Regions from separate parts of the Homo sapiens genome. Here region 2 is linked to region 1. The links are chromatin loops, found by intact Hi-C in ENCODE. Cell type or tissue: adrenal gland. All regions are shown on one strand. Links, peaks and the distances in the headings refer to the core of each region. The heading gives the core; the rest is flanking DNA.

What was found. Peaks named below come from ENCODE experiments on the same cell type or tissue, not always from the same donor. Only the 100,000 strongest peaks of a DNase experiment are listed, where the experiment ranks them.
Region 2: a loop joins it to region 1, with 8 times the contacts of the local background. A loop is called at or near these places in 91 of 110 quality-filtered maps.

The regions. Positions count from the first base shown.
Region 1 is chr13:78,978,841-78,987,184 of GRCh38, reverse strand. LOC105370273 (a long non-coding RNA gene) reads left to right here and starts at 3,654. Exons shown (of 5, transcript XR_942108.4): 1 at 3,654-3,838; 2 at 7,450-7,540. In adrenal gland, for the core only: no CTCF peak of the experiment used is centred there; no DNase peak of the experiment used is centred there; H3K27me3 peaks cover 601 bases.
Region 2 is chr13:78,133,685-78,142,028 of GRCh38, reverse strand. All of the region lies in intron 1 of OBI1-AS1 (OBI1 antisense RNA 1), which reads right to left. Among named protein-coding and RNA genes, the nearest start is that of OBI1-AS1, 83 kb to the right of the region's middle. In adrenal gland, for the core only: a CTCF peak has its summit at 4,192 (motif pointing left); a DNase peak (open chromatin) is centred at 4,198.

The DNA.
Region 1 (8,344 bases), core at 299-8,298:
TAATAAATGAATATTTAAAGTAGCAGCAAATATATTAACGGGAAACAAATAGCTTTTATTTGTAACAAGTGCACACAGGTTAATTAACAAGAAGGAGGTTTTGTGTTGAAACAAGGCTCCCGGATGCTGTTCGGGCAGGTGCCGTTAAGGGCCAATTGAGCTCTATAGGATAATTATGAAGTACCAGTGTGTTCTTCCGTTTGTTAACAAAGTGCTGCCCACAATTTGCCTAAACCTATAAACCATCATCTGTGATCCTTGGTAGCAATTAAATGACAAACATCTCCTCATCAGAGACTTGGGGAAACAAAAAGAGACATGATTGCATTTAAGTAGCCAGATGGATTTTTTTGAACACTAATTTTGAAGACCTCTTTTCAATAACAGAATATTAGATGAAAACATATTTAGTACTATGTGAAAGAGGAAACTCCATGGTATTCTTTATGGGAAATTAAAGTGGGCATATTGAATAATTGAAGCAGTGCATATTTGAATAGCTTTGGTTTTAAAATCCTGGAGTGTTCAGCAAACTTAATAGAAGATGGAAACCTAACTCATCTCCTCAAAGCACCATTGAAACACTTTGCTCTTACTATTCTAGCTGCTCACTTACATTTGAGGAGGGGCTATGAAGAACATAGTAAAACTTCTCAGGCAGCATGATGGTGAAAGTCTAACCAATCTCATGCACTTTCTCTAGGATATGAGTTACTAATTAGTTCTTTTTTATAAAAAAAATAGCTTATTACTGAAATCCTCTATCAGCACAAAAAAAGTAATTTTAGACCTAAAGATCGCCTTCTATCACAAACTAACTGATCTAGAAGTTTTAAGGATGTAACATTTAAAATGCTTCTGGAAGCGTAGCAATAGTTCCAGGAGCTATAAACCTTATAAAGGCTCTGCTGAGTTAGTTAAATTAATTGTCTGATTGGAAGAATCTCCAAAACTTGCAGTAGCTCTTGTTTTTATAGTTAAGGATCTTCCAGGCATTTAGTTGCTTACATTAAACAATGTTGTCTAACTGGTTTGCATAATTGATAGAGCTAAATGGCTATTCTATAACATTAAAAAATACAATTATAAATGTATGAGTTTCCCTCAGTCAGAAGGTGATGATTTTTTTTCCAATGCCAAAATAACAGTATTTACAAATGTTTTCATGAACCATGAGAAGCTACTGCTCAGTGTGTTTTAATGTAGTAGTAGGTCAACAGCTCTCTTGAAAGAACAAAACCAACCTAGGGCCAAACAGGCAGACAGGCCTAATTAAGCACTCCAGAGTAAGAAAACCTCTCAGAGAACTACAACTAACTCGACCCCTGCTTTGTACTTCACCAGGTTTCTCTATACCTTTGCCACTTTCCTCTGGATTTATTTTTTATGAATTATTTAAACATGGCCATTTCACATCCACAATTAATTTTCAAAGAAAAGGCAACAAGAGAAAATAATCACAAGTTAAAACAGTTTGAGAACGACTCTAGTTTTGGCAGAACGTAAAAGGCCTGAGTCTCTGTTTCAGAGCCTGCCTTTGGAGGTGGCCTCCCAAATCCTCGTTTGTTTAAGTCCCTAAGATTCAGTCTACCTGACAGCCCAAACCCCTATTTCCACCAGGGAGGAAAAGCAAATTCAAGAGAGTCTCTTTTCTAGGTTACGTGCCTGTGTTTCTTTTATTTAAATGAATGGGAATTAATGATTATAATTTGAATAGTGGAAAAAAATAGCCTACAAAGAATGATAAATTTTTCATTATCATTAAGGAGTAACAATCCATTGAAAAATGGAAGTATTTGCGCAGCTAACCAATTGCAAAAATGAAAGTGCTTGACAATTGTTTTATTCTAGTTATCCTTTCCCATCAGCACATGATACTCTGTCCTGTTATAGCAGGGAATGGCCTCCAAAAATGATGGTATCTTGATACCTTATTCTCCATTACAGAACCATTCAATTGGAATAGAAATCAAGGGATCATTAAATTCATCCTTCTGCATTCAGGTATGGCTACACTCTGCTGGAACTCATCATATTAAAATATAATATAAATATGACATGATATGATATAATATGAAATAATTTCATCTAAAAACTTGTCCAGTGTAGGAGCTGAGGCTCAGTCATTTGCTATTACCAGAATACCCCTAACATGGTATATCCCTAAAATGTCTGTACAGAAAGAAATTAAATCTCTAAACATGCAAAATATATATTTCTTTTGGAGAAAAGAAAAACCTTTGAGAAAAAAACAGACTTTAAAATTCACTTGCCCATTTTTTTCTGGCCATTTTGATGTTTCATAATACCCGCTCTGGCGGTGTTCTTTACAGCTAAAAAAAAAGCATCAGTTTCCATTTTATTGTTATAGGCCAGTGAAGAAATTATCTTGAAAATAAATTTTTCTAAAATGTTAATAGACTCAATAGTGCCGTTTGTATTTAAAATTGAAAAAAGTCATTAATTTATTATATGGCTTAAAACCAAATTGCTAAAATACATGACTAGAAATAGTTCTATTTGATATAACATTAAAACTATTTAAGATTATAAGTGGCATTTATTAAAGAGCCAACATTTGCCAGGTCCTCAATAAAAGATTATTACTAAAACTCAACACTATTACAAAGTAAGTTTTGTCATTCCCAACTGACAAGTGTGGAAGCTAAAGCTCAGGGAGGCTAGGTAACTGTCCCAAGGTCACGCAGCAAGGAAGGAGAGTAGAGGGGCCAGCGTCCTGAGGCTACACCACATGCTGGTTGTCTGACTCGAGGTTGGACCACTGAAACCAATTTCTTCTCTGTGACTAAGTAAGCCCTGAATTAGGGATTGGACTTTTCTTCTCTAATTTAGAGGCCCATATCCACAAGTAGTTAATGACCATGGCCAAGTTAACTGGAATGGGAAGGGTAGCACCAGTCCCAAAGTGGCTCACACCATTTCACCTATAATACAGTAGCATGCCATGCACACTATGTCAGGGTATCACAAACACCAACATGACATGCACAAGATCCCAGGATACATGTGTCTCCCATGAAGAGAGCTCAACAGGACCCTCTCTCTTCATTGCTTCGGGAATGACTTGCAACCACGGCAAGAAAGGTGATGTTCTGTTCCTACCATCTGCCAACATGGAGCCAGCACATGAGGCAGTGCGGTTCCTTCTCCAACTTTTTCCTCCTGGTGACAAATCTTTAGTCAATCCCCTGCTCAATAGTATTTACACGAGATGAGGTAACAGGAGAGGAGAAAAAAATCCAAATAGGCACAATTTAAAGTTTTTCTGTTTGCTAGTAAAGCATCTCTGATGAAAGTGATGTAGCCAAAACTTGGATTTTAAAACCAATTGCTTATTTAAAAATTTCATGGAATACTAGTCATAACATAAATGTCATTATTTTATGCACTGACAATTGGGGCAGAAATCTGATATGTTAGCAGAACCTATTTTAAAGTGATTGCTAGAATATCTACAATTCTAAATGACATTTCAAGAAGACCAGAGGCTTCTGGGTTTTGGATTAAAGGGGAAGGAAAATTCCATGGACTGCCACACTCACAAGAAGCCAGAGCTGCAGCAAGGACAGTGTATTCCCTTTTCTTCAACTTTTAAAATCTCTGTTGTTTTCTGAGCCTAGGGGTGAATAGAAGAAGATCAAGAGGCAGTGATGTGTCATTATGATCTCCATTTCATACACAAAGAACGGAGCTTCACAGTGGTTAAGTAACTTGGCTGAACTTACACCAGCATGAAGATTCAAATTCCAGTCCAAAACTTATGGAAATATCTATTAGAGAAGCCTGTATTAGTTCTCTACCAGATATATTTTCCTAGGTAAGCCACCTTTTTTCTTACCTCTCTCTCTCTTTCTTCAGTGTCCTCTGAGAGCTCCTAACTAAATGTTTTATACACAGTGCATGCTTTGGTTGAGTGAAATAATGTTTTTTTGAGAAAATCAAAACCATAGTTATGTGTCGCTTAATGACAGCGATATGTTATGGGAAATGCATTGTTAGGTGATTTCATTGTTCTCATATCATACAGTGGACTTAAACAAACCTAGATGTTATAGCCTACTACACCCCAAGCTATAGGGTATAGCCTATTGCTCCTGGGCTACAAACCTATACAGCATGTTACTATGCTCAATACCGTATGTGTGAATCTAAACATATCTAAACACAGAAAAGGTAATGCATTGCACTATAACATTATGACAACTCATATTCCTGTCACTAAGTGATAGGAATTTTCCTGCTCTATTGTAATCTTATGGTACCACTATCAGATAGGTAGTCCTTCATTGACCAAAACGTCATTATGTGGTCCATGACTGTACCTGATTATGAGTATTTCCTCCTTGCTGACCCTTATAATAAAAATATACCTTAAAAAATAATGCTAATATGTGAATTTATACTGTGAAAATTATATTCCATACAAGATAGCTGTCAAACATTATGAAATAAAATACTACAGAACTTAGAACCAGAGGCTACTAACCTAATTAGTATACTAAGCAGGAAATATAAATGCTTATGCTATATTGTGAAAAAATAATTGAAAATAATGGCTAGCCACATTTTAGAATTCTACAAATGATAAAATTATTTTATCTGATAAATGTTAAGGTGACAGGAATATTGTTAAGCAAATGAATTAAAAAGATGAATTTTAGGGAATTCTATAATTTCAATATTACCTGCTAGAATTGAGCATAAAGCTTTGAGTATAGTTTAAATTAGCTACTTTAGGGTTGACTAGGAAAGGCAAAGTTTGCCTTATACTGCACAGTAGTTTGTTCCAAGTATGTTCTTCTTGTAGCTTAATAAAGACAGCAAGTTTAGGAGTCCTAGGGAGAGGTTAAGAGGCGCAAATAAATAAAAGGGCAGACCAACTACAACTTGCAGTGGTCTTTAAATGTGGCCCAATTTTGAGTGTTAGAAACAATAGGAAACAAACAAAAAAGCCACAGAGACCCCAGAATGAGAATGTTGTATAAAGACAGAAACCACATCTTTTGGTCATATGTGCCTCAAACTTGTGCAGCATCTGACCTAAAGCAGTCATTTAGTGAGGAAACAGTCAATAAATCAAAGAACTAGACAGGGAGGCTGAGCAGCATAGAACCTTCTAATAAACCTAAGCACATCACAGTCTTGCTTAAAACCTTCACGGTTTCCCATCACCAAGTAACAGAATTCAAATTCTATAGTTGGGCAAACAGTTTCTGACATAGCGCCTACCTCCTCTGCCGTTGCATCCCTGACCACTGCCCCAGTGCTCCAGCAATAGTGGGTCACTGGGAGATCCCTCCATAAACTGCCCACCTGCTACCCCCCAGTGTTTTCAATCTCCCCACCAACTTCTGCCTGCATAATATACTTCTGTTCCTTTGCCAAGACTCCTCCTATTTTTCCCCCTCCGTTTTTCTACCTTTGTTACACTTATGAAACATACATACTCTCCTAGAATTAGCTATGTATGTTTTCGCCTGGGAGCTGAGTCTGACTTATCTTTGAATGCCCAGAAATTCACAGGGTCTGGTTGCAAATGGGGCACAATAAAAGATTTTTGAATAAAAGAATAAAGTGCTGGAAAGAAAAGAGAAAATGTGAGACTCAAACAGGAAAGGAACTGATGTACAGCTGGATATGCAAAGAGGGTACTCTGAAAAGACATGATTTCCCAATTCTGTCTTCAGTGTTTCAAGTTGAGTCTGCATAAGACTAAAACAACTTGCTTTTTAAATAAAAAATTAGTTACCTGTTATTTGGCAAAGGAACAGGTACTCATTATGAGCCAAAAGATGTGGCAGTGTCATCCTGTTTTTACTGATTATTTTCTTTTACTTTTTGAAAATGTTAGACTTGTAGAAAAGTTGCAAGAATAATACAAATAATTCTCATATCCTAATATTAACATTTATCATGTATTTTTATAAATAATGTAAGAATTGTAGGGATGAAAACTCCTTCCCTTTAAATACTTCAGTTTGCAATTCTTAAAAACAGAAAATGCTCTTATCTAACTACAATACAATTAATAAAGTCAGGAGACTAACACTGAGACAATACAATTACCTAAACAACCAACTTATATTCAGATTTTGCTAATTGACTTGATGTCTTTTATAAGAAAAAAAACACAAAGTCACACTTAACCATCGGGTCTCTTTAGTCTTTTAAAATCTAGAACAGTATTTACTATTTCTTTGTGGCTCATGACAGGGACATTTTATAAGCCAATTATAAGGTTGGTCTAATGTTTCTTCATGATGTTAGATTTAGGATTTGGGCTTTTGGTAGGAATAACACAAAAGCAATACTTAATTATCAGTGCTTTCTCTCAGGAAGCACAAACTAGATTTGTGCATTTGTTGGTGATGTTAACTTTGAGCACTTGGTTAAAGGGAGATTTACCACGATCCTCTACTTTCAAGTCTTTAAAAGTGGAGAGAAACTATGATATTATATCAATAATTCTTCTCAAAATTTATCCACTGGTTGTAGTCCATTAATGATACTTTCCTGAGTCAATTATTATTATTAGGGCTGCCAAATGGTGGTTTTTCTAATTTCATAATTTCTTTAACATTTATTACAAATGTTGCCTTCCTATTGTTAGAAAACTTCCTTCTCATTCATATGTTTGTTTATATGTTTATATTAACATGAACTCATGGAGTTTTACCCTATCCAGTGGGTACAAACTTTTACTGTCATTATTTATTTTGATTCTAAATGGTCCCAGACTTGTCTGGTGGGGGCCCCTCAAGCTGGCTCCTAAATTTCATTTATTTCATTTTATTTTGAGACAGAGTCTCACTGTGTCACCCAGGCTGGAGTGCAGTGGCAAGATCTCGGCTCACTGCAGTCTCTGCCTCCTGGGTTCAAGCAATTCTCCTGTCTCAGCCTCCCAAGTAGCTGGGATTACAGGCGCCTGCCACCATGCCCAGATAATTTTTGTATTTTTAGTAGAGACGGGGTTTCACTGCATTGGCCAGGCTGGTCTCAAACTCCTGTCTTCAGGTGATCCACCTGCCTTGGCCTCCCAAAGTGCTGGGATTCAGGTGTGAACCACCATGCCTGGACAAATTTCACTGATATTTAATCAATTTTCAAGTGGTTTTCTTTGCATCTTATATTCACATCCCTACCAACCTCACACTTTGATCTTGTTGTTCTTTTAGTTTTGTAAACACTGCAAAGCAGCCATGTATACCCTTCAATGAAGAAGGATAAGTAATCACAAATTAGGATACTCTTAAAAAACTTGTCTTTGAAGACTTTATTCTTCATAATCAAATTTTACATAAAGCCAATCCCAATATCAATTTAGGGTGATAATGTAGGACAGTAACAGCAGCTGAATTTTGTGTTTTAAAGCAAACCTGCATTTTGATTTTTTTCCGATTATTTCATTCTCGATCACTTTATTTGCAGATTCAGAAAAGCCTGAATTTGCAAAAAGTTTGTTTCGATCATCATAGGCAAGGTGAAATAGAAAGTCGAAGAAATCATCTCGGTCATTACGGTAAAGTACCACTTCTTTCTGTGGGTAAAAGTATTCTTGGTTTTCTGTTTGTTTTCAGGGCTGAGAGTGTATGTGTGGGTGCAGAGGGTGGGCAGTGTGGGCGTCAGATGGAATAGGGGAAGAGGGAGAAGGTAGTGTGGGAGAGGGCCACCTACCCTACCCAAGAAACTTAGCAGGCTACAATGATAAAGTGTAAAGAACAATTACTCAATTAAGATTACTCTGTCTCTGTAAATCTACTTGCCTCTTTAGACACATTTAAAATATTATAGGATTTTAAGGTTTCCAGGGCTAATTTTAAGACACAAACCCCTAAGCAATGCACATGAAAAAAACAATACCTTTCCTTTGGGACTACCTTTTCAAACTCCAGTGTTTCAAATACAAATTACAGCAGATACATTTATGAAATGAGTGGCCATGGATCCTCTAGAAGTCCTTCAGCTAGGATGCTCAGCTTGGTGGCAAAGGTATGTTAGCATCCAGCCAGGACTCCAAAAGCCGTGATCCCATAATTGATCCGACTGAGACTGTGGAGGAATTTAAGCATAACATAATCCCTCAAATCATCTTTTGGCCCCAATTGCATGTTAACAGTTGCACAGAAATTAGGCTACACGTGTATTTATTATTTTGCAGCTTTGCAGACACAACAGTATATTCCCCCATCTGATTTATTTGATTGACAGAGGCCTTGTTTCGGTTGCTGGAGCTCCATTTCTCTGGCTCTAAGAAATTCAGAAAGTGGCAACCAGGGAAAAGACAAGCAACCAAATCTCCTGCTTTCACAACTGCAGTGCTGTC
Region 2 (8,344 bases), core at 182-8,181, 850 kb after region 1:
GCAACAAAGCAAGATTCAGTCTCAAAAAAAAAAAAAAAAAAAAACCTCTAAGGACTGTGAGTTTCATTAATCTCAAACTCCCATACTACCTAACACATAGAATGTCCCCATGAACACATGCAAATTAAATTGCAAACAACAATGCATCTAGCTAAACAAATAGAGAAGAGACGCTCAATTTATGCATCTTCAAAATGAAAGAAGATTATAAGCGTAAGCCACCGTACCCAGCCTATACCTTAACTGAAAGTAAGGTACTCTCAATTAAGGTATAGGCTGGGTACAGTGGCTTATGCTTGTAATCTCAACACTTTGGGAGGCTGAGGCAGGTGAATCACTTCAGCCCAGGAGTTTGAGATTAACCTTGGCAACATAGTGAAACCCTGTCTCCACCAAAAAAAAAAAAAAAATACAAAAAGTAGCCAGGTGTGGTGGTGCATGCCTGTAGTTTCAGCTACTTGGATGGCTGAGGTGGGAGCATCTCTTGAACCTAGGAAGTCAAGGCTACAGTGAGCTGAGATCCTACCACTGCACTCCAGCCTGGGTGACAAAGTGAGACCCTGTCTCTAAAATAAAACAAAAGAAGGTATAACTCCCTTACAAAGGACAAAAAAATCAAATTTTTATTTCTATCATGTAAACTCTAATTATAAGAGGGAATAATCAGCATCAGGATCTGTTACCAGTATTTTAATTTGTGCCAGAAATTAGCCTAACACTCAGTACTGTCTAATTTATTGAATAATAATGTCATAGATGGTTTGACTGCAGTGCAGCTATTCAAAAGTAAAAGAGAGAATAGTCAATGTAATTACCTAGTCAATTTAAGAAAAGACTCATAATTTTGTGTCACTTAGTTCTCATCTCTATCTTGAGCCGTAAAAGAACCCTTCATTATGTAAACTATGTTAACTATGACCAAAGTGGTTGACGATCCCAGACAAAGTCTATCAGATGAATCCCGATGCTTCCACATTCACTGACTTGCTTCTTCAAGGGTCACTGCTGAATAAAATACCTGGTGGGAATATTTCCAGTAGCTCTATCAAGATCATTTTAAGAATAATTTTAAGCCTGTATGTTAGATACTATTTTGACAAGTTGCTACGGCTTTGCTGTTACCCTGAATGTGCCATTTTCTTCACATCTCTCAAGTGAGAAATCACCAGAGATCTAACCAGTGATTTAGTGTTCATGCATGCCAGAGAGAGGCTTCAATGGTTCGTTAACGTAGGCTGATTCCTACTCCTGCTACCTTTGATTCTGGTTTTAATATAAGCTTCCTATCTGTGTGACTGTCACGGGCATAACCTGAGCACACAGCTGACAGCTGAGAAACCAGAAAGTTATTTTTCAATCATGTATAGGAAGCCTCATTATTTAGACCAAAATTATAATAATAATAAATGTAACTTCTTCATATCACCCAAGTGACTGTCTTGAGTGTTGTTTATAAGTCATTGTCAGCCTGTAAAGATCTCTCTTGTTACGTAGGAAATTAAAAGTGATTTTGTGTTAAGATCCCTTTTATACACTTATATTAAAATTCTTTTTCCAGAAGCGCTAACAATTATTTTGTATGACCAATAGAGAATTGCAACAGTTTTTGTTGTGTTGATACTCAATGACTTATGATGCTGAAAAACTAGTGAGGAAACAAAATAAGATGGCCAAAGCAGGCAATCTGGATTTTATGTATCAAAAACACTTGATGGTATGAGTCTTCCCAAAGAAGCAGTGACTCGCTTAGTGGATAAACCAAGAAATAATGAAAAGGAATAGTGTCATAAAAGATGCCTTTAAAATCCATTTGTATCTTGTCCTCAATAGCAAAGTACTGCTTGGAGTATTTTTGTTTTGTTTTATTTTTTAACAGAAGGGATGAAAAGGTATCTTTTTGTAGTAGCTCAGTGAGGTACCTCAGAAAAGTTGGAAATGAGCCTAAGGCACTAACACTCGTCCAAAGGTCCCTGGCCTAGCAGCACAAGCAGGGTTCCCACTAGGCCCAGCACTCATGAGATTTGCATTAGATCTCTGGGCTTTAAAGCACACAGGCAGCAAAAGATCGAGGGGCTGATATACTCTCACATTTCAGCACTAATTAGATAAAAAAGGGAAGGGCAGGGCATGCACCATTGTGTCCTGGAACAGAGAGAGAACACTAGTGAAATCTGAATAAATGCTGCAATTTAGTTAATAGTATTTTACCAAAGTTAATTTCTTAGTTTTGACAAATGTACCATGTTGACATGAGAAGAAGCTGAATGGAGTGTTAATGAGAACTCTCGTACTATCTTTGCAACTTTTCTCTTAATCTAAAATTATTCCAAATTAAAATGGTAAAAAAAGAGAGCAAGAACAGTGGTTCTTGATTCCTCTTCAGCTACTGGGTTGTGGTTATAGGAGACAGGTAAGAGCTATGATGCAGTTATCACTCAGTAACATATCCCATCAGCACATACAGAAATTATAATACCAATAATTTACATAACTGAAGAAGTAAAAGACAATTGGCTATCATTAGGCTGATTCACATAACCACTCACAAGAGTTTCATTTTCCTATAACACTCTAACCCCATCATTTTGTCTGGAAAAGATAAGCTCTATGCTCTAGGTCACAATTAATTAAATTAATGAAGAGTCCATATTTTATACGAGCCATTATTCAGAACATGATAGGTTCTGTGACTATTTACAAATTAGGGAAAATATAAAATTGACCCTATATGCAACCATTAAATAGAGATGTAATGTTTAGAACATTCAAATTCAACAACAACAACAAAAAACAACTTCCAGAGAAAGATTGAAATTGTCCTGAATTATTCTGTTGTCCAGATCTGCTTTATCATTGCTAGCTGGGGGATTTTTGCAGACTTCTTAACTGCCCTATGCTTCCATTTCCTTACCAAAAAAAATGAAGCTGCTAATAGGATCTGGGTCCAAAGTTTGACAAACAAAAAAGTGAGATAATGTAGGCACATTCTTGACAAAGTAAGCATTCTGTCACTTTTTATTAGGGTTTCAACATCACTTGGAATCCCAGGGCTGTTCACACAAAGGCTGCCTGTAAAAGCAGACAGTACTTGGCCAGGTGCGGTGGCTCACACCTGTGATCTCAACACATTCGGAGGTCAAGGTGGGAGGATTGCTGGACACAAGGAGTCCCAGATGTGCCTGGGAAACAAAGTGAGACCCCCATCTCTAAAAAAAAAATAATAATAATAAATAAAATAAAATAAAATAAAATAAAATAGAAAAAATTGGCTGGTCATGGTGATGGGTGTCTGTAGTCCCAGTTACTCCAGAGGCTGAGCTGGGAGGATAGCTTGAGCCTGTGAGGTTGAGGCTGCAGCGAGCTGTGATCATGCCATTATACTCTAGCCTGACGGAGTACAATGCCTCAGAGTATTCTTTTAAAAGTAGACAGTACACAGACAGACATTGGTCTAAACTTCAGGCCCTGAACTATACTCTGTGTTTCTTTTAACTAGCACAAAACTGCTGATAAATAGGATTGCTGCATGAAGCAAGCCAATACAGTGGGCAGATGTTAGATGAGTTCAAATTACAGCTGAACAAAACTTAAGGTATATTTGAATGCTGAGTTCTTCATATTTTTTCATATTTGTCTCAATCTTGTGGTACTCTGTAAAGCTAATGGTCGCTGATAATGCAATGAATAATTTGCCATTGTAAACTCGAGCTGCAAACTGAATGGATAATCTGTCCACTTTCTGTTGCTTGGGTTAGGCTGGTGTGCCAAAATAGAATATAGAATTTGTAGATAATATATACAGAACTTAAAATTTTAAGATAAAGAGATGATGCCAGTATTCTGCTTGGGACATTAAAGAGTAGGTGTTTGGCTTTCTGGGTGGGTGGACATATGCTGCTCGGGAGGTCACCACTTCCTGAACTAGAGAACCTTCAGAGGCATCTCTAACCTCCAGGGGCAACGTCACAAGAGTTTTACATGCTAATTGGCAGACTCTGAGGTCACTCCCTAAAGCACCACTTCCTTGTGGAATGTAAAGACAGTGTGCCAGGATCAGCCAGACCACCTGTGGGCGGGTGAGGAACAGTACTGGGGTAAATGTGGAGGCACCAGCTCTTAGAGCCGTCTCTTCCCATCCTGTTTGTAGCTGGAATGCACAGCCTTAACATACTATTCTGCTTAATCAATTCTGCCATCTAGTGGCTACTTTCTACCCTACTACTTTTCCTTTCCGGCTTTCCCTGTCTGATACAATCGAGGGACAGATAAGGATGCTCAAAGCCTGGGATGCCAGTTAGTAGTGGGTGGGGAAGAGGGGGAGGGAAATTGCAACCCTCCCATAAGAAAAGTAATCATTGGATGAAAAACAGGAGAGGTTCTTGGGGACTTACCTCCAGAAAACCAAGCATATAGGAGTCATGCTGGGCTATGTGGCTTCAGATCAGCAGAGAGAACAGCAGGCTCAGAGACCACATGTTAAGCAAAAATCCAAAAATCTTCAAAGACCTTCCAATGCCAAAAACCTGTGATGAAAATCCCCCTGGGTCTCAACCACCTTTGAAGGCAGCCTTTGGTTAGCCCTGCCCCCTCCTTTCTCTGAAAGCTGTGTGTGCCCCTACTCTGGGCCCCAAGCTGGTTTTTTTTTTTTTTTTTTTTTTTTTTTTTAAGAAAAAGAAAGGTTATTTGTACTCCTGAAGACATACAGGGGAGAGATGCGATTACTTATAGCTCAAAACCCTTCGCTTTTGAATGCAATTTACTTACCTTATGTCTGCAAACTCTGATACTAATGGATCACCATATATCCTAATCATCAGATTAAGATAATGCACTAATAAAGATACCATCTGATAATTGAGACTGCTGCATGTTTCATATTGCCATCAGAGACTAAGTGTAGAAGTCTTTGGGATGCAGTATTGAGTGAGGAAGTAATTATTTCCATGATTGCTGATGCTTTTCCAGAACACTGATTTTTTTTTAAAAAAAAAGCAGTGAAACGTTTATTTGAAGATAAAAATAAAATTTTGTTATGAACCAGTATATTAGGATTTCTCACAGCATTTCAAACAAACATGGAATTCAATAGGAACTTTATATATTTGTGTTACCACTGACCTGAGAGCAACCTGAAACTTTCCCCAAGAATCAGTATGTTGAATGCTGCAAAACAGAAACCTTTGTAACATTTTTCTTGTTATAAAATAAATGCCAGTTATTGGTGAAACATTCAAGAGACTAGAGAAAAGTATAAATTAAAAAATGATAATCAAAAAAAATCAATATCATTTTCGCTCCCTTGACTTAAATATTGTTGACACTTACATATTTTATACTAACCATTTGATTGCCTTAGTACGAGGCAGTTATTTTTGTTTCTGCTGACTTTCCCTTACGTAGTTTATAATTTTTATTGTGAGCTCATCTTAAGTTGGTATTTTATTATTGTTGTTGTATTATATGATTGTCTCCCCTGAGGGGGTGTTTTGTACCCTCTTCTTATGGAAGACTCTCTATATTTGCTTTTGCAGAATGCCCCAGAGACTTTGCTGGTTTCAGATATTCCATTAGTTTCTCTGCTCAGGAATCATATACAACATGGATGTAAAAATTTGGACTTCAGAGTAGAGGTTTTGATTTCTCCTGAGAGGTTTATTTATTTGCCTATAGAAAAGCTTTCTTAACTTTTCCCAGAACTGTTCTTTAAGAACGGGGCAACCCTGGGAGGCGGAGATTGCGGTGAGCCGAGATCGCGCCATTGCACTCCAGCCTGGGCAACAAAGAGCGAAACTCCATCTCAAAAAAAAACAAAAAAAAAAAGAAAGAAAGAAAGAAAGGAAGGGAGGGAGGGAGGGAGGGCGGGAGGAAGGGAGGGAGGGAGGGCGGGAGGAAGGGAGGGAGGGAGGGCGGGAGGAAGGAAGGAAGGAAGGAAGGAAGGAAGGAAGGAAGGAAGGAAGGAAGGAAGGAAGGAAAAGGAAAGGAAAGAAAGGAAAGAAAAGAAAAGAAAAGAAAAGAAAAAAGAAAAGAAAAGAAAAGAAAAAGAAAAGAAAAGAAAAGAAAAGAAAAGAAAAAAGGGGCAACCCTTCCAGGCCTAACTTTATGTCTTGGGCCTCATGGCATGGCTTCCCTGTTGGATGTATATTTGATTATCAATATCCCAAGAACCAGAGCCCTAATTCATACACTTACATTCTGCCTATGGTTAACCTCCTTGACTCTGCAACTAGACATTCTCCTTCTAACTCATCTTTAGATTTTTACTAAAGCAATATTGTTATATTTTATATAGCATTTCACAAGTTTTAGTGGAAAGTGGCTCACATTGCGTCAGTCTGCCATATTGCTGGAACTCAAGTATTTTCCTGTCTATGTATACTGTTTCATATAGCTGAAATAGTATACCACATCCTCACACCAAATTCTCCCTAAATTAGAGTAAAAAATAAGTTCTGTCATTCAAACCCTTCAAAGCTTCCAGGGTTAAACTCCTGCTCCATCTGTTCTTTTACTTAGAGACATCCAGCACTACCATCTGTTTTGAACATGTTTTATAGTAAGTGTTGTGGCCACTGATAATTTATACTTATTAAGAATCATTATAATATAAAAATACCGAAATGTAGAAATAACTCACTTAACATTCTTACAACAAGGCACTCACCACGCAGTTGTAGAGAGCTGTAGAGTATTATATTGAAATCCATGAACTCAATATTTTAGATCTGAAAACTACCTTAGAAACCATTTGCAGTAACCAACTCTTTTAATTGAGAAAACTAGGCCCTAAGAGTTCAAGAACAACATCCTAAGGTCTCTGCAAAACCTCTAGCAAAATGGCACCAAGGCACTGTGTACTGTTCAGAGTCAACTCAACACTCCAAAGTAAAATAAGTATCCAGATAATCTCCTTGTTAAACTTATTAATAAACCTTAAGGTGACTATCTGGAATGAACAGTTATTAGCTGGGTAGGGTGATGCATGCCTATACTCCCAGCACTTTGGGAGGTCGAGGTAGGAGGATGACTGGAGCCCAGAAGTTCAAGACCAGCCTGGGCAACATGGCGAGACCTTGTCTCTACAAAAAATAAAAATACAAATTTTAGCTGGGCGTCGTGGCTTGCACCTGTAGTCCTAGCTACTCCTGAGGCTAGGTGGGAGGATCCCTTGAGTCCAGGTGTTCAAGGCCACAGTGAGCCATGATTGTGCCACTGCACTCCAGCCTGGGTGACAGAACAGAACCCTGCCTCTAAAAAAAAAAAAAAAATTGTCTATGTAACTTATGACACTTTTCATTTTAATGTTGTAATATGTTAGAGTCCACTCACATTGTCTGTAGTTCTAACAGTTCCATAATTTACTTTTAAAATTTCAACATAATTAATGGAATCCTGACTAATGCCAAATAATAATGGTTTGTAAATGAATACAAACCATTTTGCAGCTACAGGTGTAAATGTTTTATCAACATTTTATTATGTTGCTAAAATCTCTGAATATATGAACCACATAAATTTTTTCTTCCTCATTTTATTCTTTGTTTTACTTTTATGTCACTTGTGTTTCTTTTTTAAGTTTTATTTATTCCAATGTGGATTTTATGGGAACACAGAATGTTTTGAAGGTGGCTTGACAAGCTAGAGCAGTACGTTTTGCTGGAAATGGTACTTTAACCCCTATTGCCCTGCCACAAGAAGATCATGGATCTCAGTGAGAGACGTTTTTGTTCACAAGGATCTCAGGATATTTTATCTTTTCCACCAAGTGACTTGATCTTTTTTTCTAGAGAATTTGAAGATAATTTGTTAAAATTTTTTATTGGTAACTTTTTGTCTGTAGACAAATGTAAAAACCCTGTACACATTTTCCTAGTATGTCAGAAATATAGATGTAATATTAGCAACAAGGTTTAAATAGATTGACTCTTAATTCTGAGTATCTGAAAAGAATACATAAACAATGATTTTCCCAAGGGCCAATGCTAATGTTGGGTTAGAATGACAATCTAAAATTCATTTGGTATTTAGATTAGGGTAGATATTAGTTCCTCCCACAAACACATAACCCCCTGGCAGGCATTTTGAATTTACACTCATTCAAGAGGTGATATTTAAGATGTGATGTTTTCAAAAACTGGCACAAACATTAGATAACTACTATGTCAAAAGACACATTGATATTAAAATGCTACAGGAGGTCTGGCTCTCCAAGCTTTGGTTTTGGTAAGCAGTACATGCCAGATGTTTCAGAGAAAAGCATAAAATCTACATTATGTGCCTAATTGTACTATATTACATAAGAGGGACGGAGATTTTTTCTTTCCCCTGACTGCAGCTGGTGATAACA